Regions from separate parts of the Homo sapiens genome. Here region 2 is linked to region 1. Evidence: chromatin loops called from intact Hi-C (ENCODE). Cell type or tissue: PC-3. All regions are shown on one strand. Each heading gives the region's core, and the rest is flanking DNA. Links, peaks and the distances in the headings are about the cores only. Region 1 overlaps LOC124903236 (a long non-coding RNA gene). Region 2 has its middle 19 kb from the start of LINC00376.

Region 1 (2,931 bases), core at 152-2,651:
AGCATACAAATCCAGTAAACACACTGAGCATGCTCCTCTTCCAAGTGCCAGCAGGCCACTACCCATGTCGGCAGCCCACCCAAAGGGAAGAATCAGGGGAGAAAGAACACAAGACCCTGGAATCATGCCAACATATAAAACTCCAAGTCAAAAGGTCAAATCATGTACTTGTCTTTCAAGTTGCCCGCTTAGCCCTCTTCCAAGTGTACTTTCTTTTCATTCCTTATAGTTGTTTGTTTTATTCAAATAATTTGATAATTGTGCATTAAGATTTAATCAGTTTTTAAGACTGATATTTTCTTCTGTTTTCTACTGTTTTCTTCTGTTTCTACTAATTTTCAAAAAGAAAATTAGTTCTTGATAAGAGCTCAATGCCAAGTACACGTAATAGTGTTTTAATTAGTACCATGAGTAAGAAGGGCCCAATTGTCATAATGAATGCACAAATTTATGTTCTAGAGAAGGCCTCAGTATTCTTCCTGTAATCTGGACAGTTACTACAACTATTTTAGTAGAGCATATAAATCTAGCAATAATGTTCCTAATTTAAAATATTTATTTGTATTCAATTGAAAATTAATTCACTAAATTAATGAATAATGTTTATAATAATAACTGCTGTGATATGCCACGTACTCATGCTATAAAAGCAACAAAGACAGTCCCTTTTCTGAAAGAGCTTACAAACTGTGGGAAGAGATGGACAAGGAATTGTTATACAATGTGTAACAACATGAATACATAGATTAATACCTTGAGATACAGAAAGCACCCATTCCTTCAAGAATTGCAAAGTGTTTGCTATATCCAGAGCATAAGCAGAAAGAAAAAGAAAAGGAATGTGAGTTAAGTGTGGAATATACCTAGAGGTCAGCTTTAGTTTGGATTTTTCCTCAGGGCAATGATGCGAAATGGAAAGATTTTTAAATGTGAAGTGGCATCATCTCCATAGAGCCCTCCTGCCCAGTAGTTCCTTTCACAGCTCAGTAGACAGTGAATGCCTGTGGCATATGCATAGTGAGACTATTGTGCACTTTACAGAAGTCATTGCCGTTGTCACCCTGAAGAATTGCATCCTACCAGCTTCATGAATGCCAGAACCACTGTCTTTATTCTCAGGGATGCTACTGAAAAGTTCCTTCCTGGAGCCTTTAAGTAGATAGCTTTTTGTTAGTTCATTATCTTGAAACTGCCTTTGCCAAGATTATGATAGTGAGAGAATTTTAGCATAGCTGAATCAGTCTTGCTTCTAGCCTCAAAGGATGGCTGTCCTCACTATTTCCTGGACATAGGCCAAGCTAACCATGGGAGGATTTAGTTTGTAGTTTAACTTTGAAACAAGGATGATAACAGTCCCTCCCTAAAACTAACCTCTCCTTGCCCAGGGACCAAAACCTTGTAAAACTAATGAAAGGCTATGAGATTAGGATCATGGGAGGGGCCTGCCTTCTGGTGAAATGTAAACACAGTTCAGCCACTGTTCTGGAGGTCACAGGATTTGTATCTTTCCCAGTTGCTCCTATGGCTAACATCACTATTATAAAACGTAAGATTGATCTTTTGAGATGTTTTTCATGCTTTTACATCCTGGGGGCCAATTCCACCCAGAGTTGTGATTCATGACTCAAGTAGTCTTGTGGCTAAACCGAGAGGATGACTTGGCACATGAGGAGTGTTTTCCACACCCCTGTGACTTCATTCCAGCTAATCAGCAGCACCCCTTCCCTAGCCCCTTGCTCACCACATTAGCCATAAAAACACTAGCCTCTGAGTTCTTGGAGTGGCTGATTTGAGTAATAAACTGTTGCAATTCCATTTGGCTCTGTATTTATTAAGCTCTTTCTCAGCTGCAATACTTCTATTTCGGTAAATCAGCTCTATCTATGCAGCAAGCAAGAAGAACCCACCAGGCAATTACAATTTTTTTCTTTGGCATTAAGATTTAAATAACCCTATCCGCAGTGGAATATACCTTAATATATCCTAAGATTCATGGGCCAGTGGAGGATGCAAGGGATCCCCTATTCAATTTTTTGCTACTTCAGATTTTCTTAAGTAAGAAATATAAAAGTGCTAATGGAGATGGTAATCCCAAAGTGATACTGTGACTCCAGCCAGAACAGAGTTCACAATTCAAGGCCCAGAGACCAGAGCCTGATAAGATATTTATGCAATAAATATTTAATAAACAAAGATTCGCAACTACATTCATAGTGAAAAGCTGCCCCAGTGTAGAATCAAAATTTAGAGTTGGGGACGATGTTTTGAGAGTCAATCATCTATAGGCCAAAGGCTTGTCCTTTTATATTTTTTCTGAACAGAGTGAACCAATGAAAAATTATTCTTAATTAGAAAAGCCTATTTTAATTCTAAAAAGTTTTTATGAAAACTTACATATATTACCCAAATATATACATATATATTTAATTATTACCCAAATATATATAGATATATATTTAATATTCATCTACCCCAAAGCTGAGAGACCTTCCATGTCATACATGTGTGGACCACAGCATGTATTACTTTTTTGTTGTCATATATATATATATGTATAGATAGATAGTATACAGTTTCAGTTTTTATTTTGTTGCAGGGGGTTGATAAGGAGTCACTTCATTTAATGATAGAAGACTTATTTTATGATCTTCTTCTCTTTCTTACCTACCACAATAAAGTATTTGTGTCGTTTCTCTCTTGCTCTCCCTCTCATATATTTCTCAATGAATAAGCATGATACACCCTTTCAAAACACAAGCTATTAAATATCAATGTGTTTCTTTTTATTTTTCTTTTTTAAAAAACTTTTTGTATAGTGAGAACACTTAAATCTAGTCTTAGCAATTTTCAAGTATGCAATGTATTGTTATTAACTATAGTCATAGCGTGTTGTGTGATAGATCTCTTGAACTTACCGCTCCTGTCTAAGTG
Region 2 (2,931 bases), core at 150-2,649, 89 kb after region 1:
CAAGGATGCTAAAATATATACACAATATTTAAAACAGCAAATTCAAAGTATTGAGAAATGTTTTAAAATTGTATTTTTAAAAGTATGCATATTTTAGTCCACTGAATCAGATGTGGAAACTAAAAAGGTACTGTAATTACCTGGAGCACATAATTAATACACTCTGTTGATCAATTCGATTGTTTAATTAGGTAATCAGGTAAGTACAGCTTGACTAAGCCTGCCAAATTGTGGGCTTATAATATAAAGAATAATATTGTATTCAAACTGAGCAACTAAACATAATTGATAATTATAAAGTCAATGTAAACTTTCTATCTCCATTTAATAACCAATAGAGTTATGAGTAATAATCAGGAATTCAATATATCCTTTCTATACATTAATAATAATCACCTCAAATGCACTTTCTTTCTTTGATTTCAATAGCAGAAAAAAGGCAATTTAATTGTTGATACAGAAGAAATACATGAACATGTTTTTTGATTAAATATGATGTAAAACTCTACTCTTTTGTTTGATACATCTTAAATTACCTGACCGCTTTTAAAATTTTATAAACTTGGTTATTTGTGGTGACTTACATGAATGGTATTTAGCACAATAAAAATAGCATCTGACAAAAAAAAGACATAAAAGAAGTGATACCTAATCAAAAAGTTAATTACTAATAACAGTAATTTATTAGTCTCCATATCAATTGCCTTATTATGTTTTCTGTATATCCACTGCTATACACAGACAGAAATAAACAAAAAAGTGAGATATTCAGATTCACAGGGTTTCTAAAGCAGACTTAATTAAAAATATTTTCATATGATCTACTAAAACTCAAAAGTTGTTTAGAGTAAATGAGCCATTTTTTTCAGTTAAACTAAGAAAAAAAATTATGCCTTATTATTTTAAAATTAAGCATTTGTAAACTGCAGATTCATATGCTTCCAAATAATTATATTTAAAATTTCTCCAGTGTTAGTCACTGAAGGTGTTCTTTGAATTTTTTGGTTGAATTATTCGGTTTACTATACAGTACTCAAAATGGTAAATAACAGATGGAAGAAATGCATCTTCCTACAAAACCATGGGGGAAAAAAGCATAAAGCAGAGAAAATGTTGGTTAAAAAATCTAAATATCGTACAATTCATCAAGCTCTTTTCTTCATAAAACTTTTGATCACTAAATATGTGTTTTAATTACTTCCTAGAGGGTTACAATGATTCCAAATTCACAGTTTGCTTCGTGGGTCATTCCATATGTTTATGGGTCTCTGTATGATGAAAGATTTCTTGACATCTGTTCTACATTCTTCCTAAACCCATTTGTGACACATTGTTTTGTTCATGGTGGAAATAGGAGAGTATCAACTTGAGTTCATTGTGCTTTTCAGAAACACTAAGTTATGAAAAACTTATTTGCTCTTTCGGCTTCAAGCCTCATTTCTTATGTAACTTTTCCTTCTCCTATATATCACCAGTTATTCTTCCCTGCCTGTTTCTATAAATGAAGAGTCCTTGTTCTTATTTAAAGCCAATGCCTCCATTTGTGCATTGCATCTTTATCTTCCCCTACGCCTTCTGAAAGACCTGGTTCCAGCAATTCTCCCTTCTTCCTCTCAGAATATTTTCTCTCTTTACTTGACTATTTCCATTGACAGAAATTTGTTTTTATCTCTCCCATTTTTTAAAAAAGCAATATTCTCTTTTCCCCTGTTAGTTACAGTTCCAATCGATATCTCTTATTTGCCAGGAGTTTACAAAAGTCCTGGAAAAGGTTTTCTGTACTCTGTTTGTAATTTTACTTATCCCTTTTTTCTTGCTCTGTTGACCACACTGGAGGGCAGTGAAATGATCTCGGCTCACTGCAACCTCTGCCACCTGGGTTCAAGCGATTCTCCTGCCTCAGCCTCCCGAATAGCTGGGATTACAGCCACTGTGCCCAGCTAATTTTTTGTATTTTTAGTAGAGACGAGGTTTCACCATGTTTGCCAGGCTGGTCTTGAACCCCTGACTTCAGGTAATCCGGCAGCCTTGGCCTCCCAAAGTGCTGGGATTTCAGGCATGAGCCACCGTACCCAGCCCCTTTTTTCCTTAAATTTACTTTAAAAAGGAATTTACAGCCATCACTCTAGTGAATTTTTTTTTTTTTTAAACAAGGTCATGAATGATCTCTGCATGTTTCAGCCTAGTGGTGTTTTTACCTTATTTGGCATACCATCAGCATTTGAGCCTTCTACTCACTTTCTTTACCTGACATTTTTTAATATGCTACCTCTTGGTTGTCTTCTTATATAATTGGCCTCTCCTTCTAAGTCTCCTGTGTTTGTTCCTGTCTTCTCTTTTTCTCTTTATTTTGAAATGTCACAAACTATTCTCTGTTCCACTTTGTTCTCTCTATGTACTTTTACTGGCTAGGTGATCATGTTCAATTCTGTGGTTTAAAACACAAACAAACAAAACCATAAACTGAAGATAAACAAATCTGTTTGTGTAATTTGGCTCACCCTCCCTACAATAAAATGTAAGCTCAACTATAAAAGGTTTTGTGTTACTGAACCATTCCAGTGACCTAAAACTATTTATCCCAAAGTAGATGTCCAGTATATATTTGTGTAATGAGCTTATTAATCTTGTGTTTTGAATGCCTAACAAAAACAACTGGTATAAAACAGACACTAAATTAATATTAGGGTATATATGCATACACGTATTCATAAATGAATGAGAGTTTCAACAAAAGAGACTTGGTGACATATAATGAAAGGTGGCTTAGAATATTTAGAAAATTTTATTAGTAGTAAATGTTAATTAATATTAATTGAAAAAATATTAATTGAAATTTAAAAACCATTATATTCAATAAATATGGAATATTAGTTGAATTTGTAAACACTACAATAAATGTTAGCTTTGTTAGCAAAATGGATAGATTAA

What was found. A loop is a pair of places that touch in the nucleus more often than their neighbours do. Peaks named below come from ENCODE experiments on the same cell type or tissue, not always from the same donor. Only the 100,000 strongest peaks of a DNase experiment are listed, where the experiment ranks them.
Region 2: a loop joins it to region 1, with 6 times the contacts of the local background. A loop is called at or near these places in 1 of 110 quality-filtered maps.

Annotation. Positions count from the first base shown.
Region 1 is chr13:63,434,572-63,437,502 of GRCh38, reverse strand. All of the region lies in intron 1 of LOC124903236 (a long non-coding RNA gene), which reads right to left. Among named protein-coding and RNA genes, the nearest start is that of LINC00376, 110 kb to the right of the region's middle. In PC-3, for the core only: no CTCF peak of the experiment used is centred there; a DNase peak (open chromatin) is centred at 1,552; H3K27ac peaks cover 1,773 bases.
Region 2 is chr13:63,345,538-63,348,468 of GRCh38, reverse strand. No RefSeq gene overlaps it. Among named protein-coding and RNA genes, the nearest start is that of LINC00376, 19 kb to the right of the region's middle. In PC-3, for the core only: no CTCF peak of the experiment used is centred there; no DNase peak of the experiment used is centred there.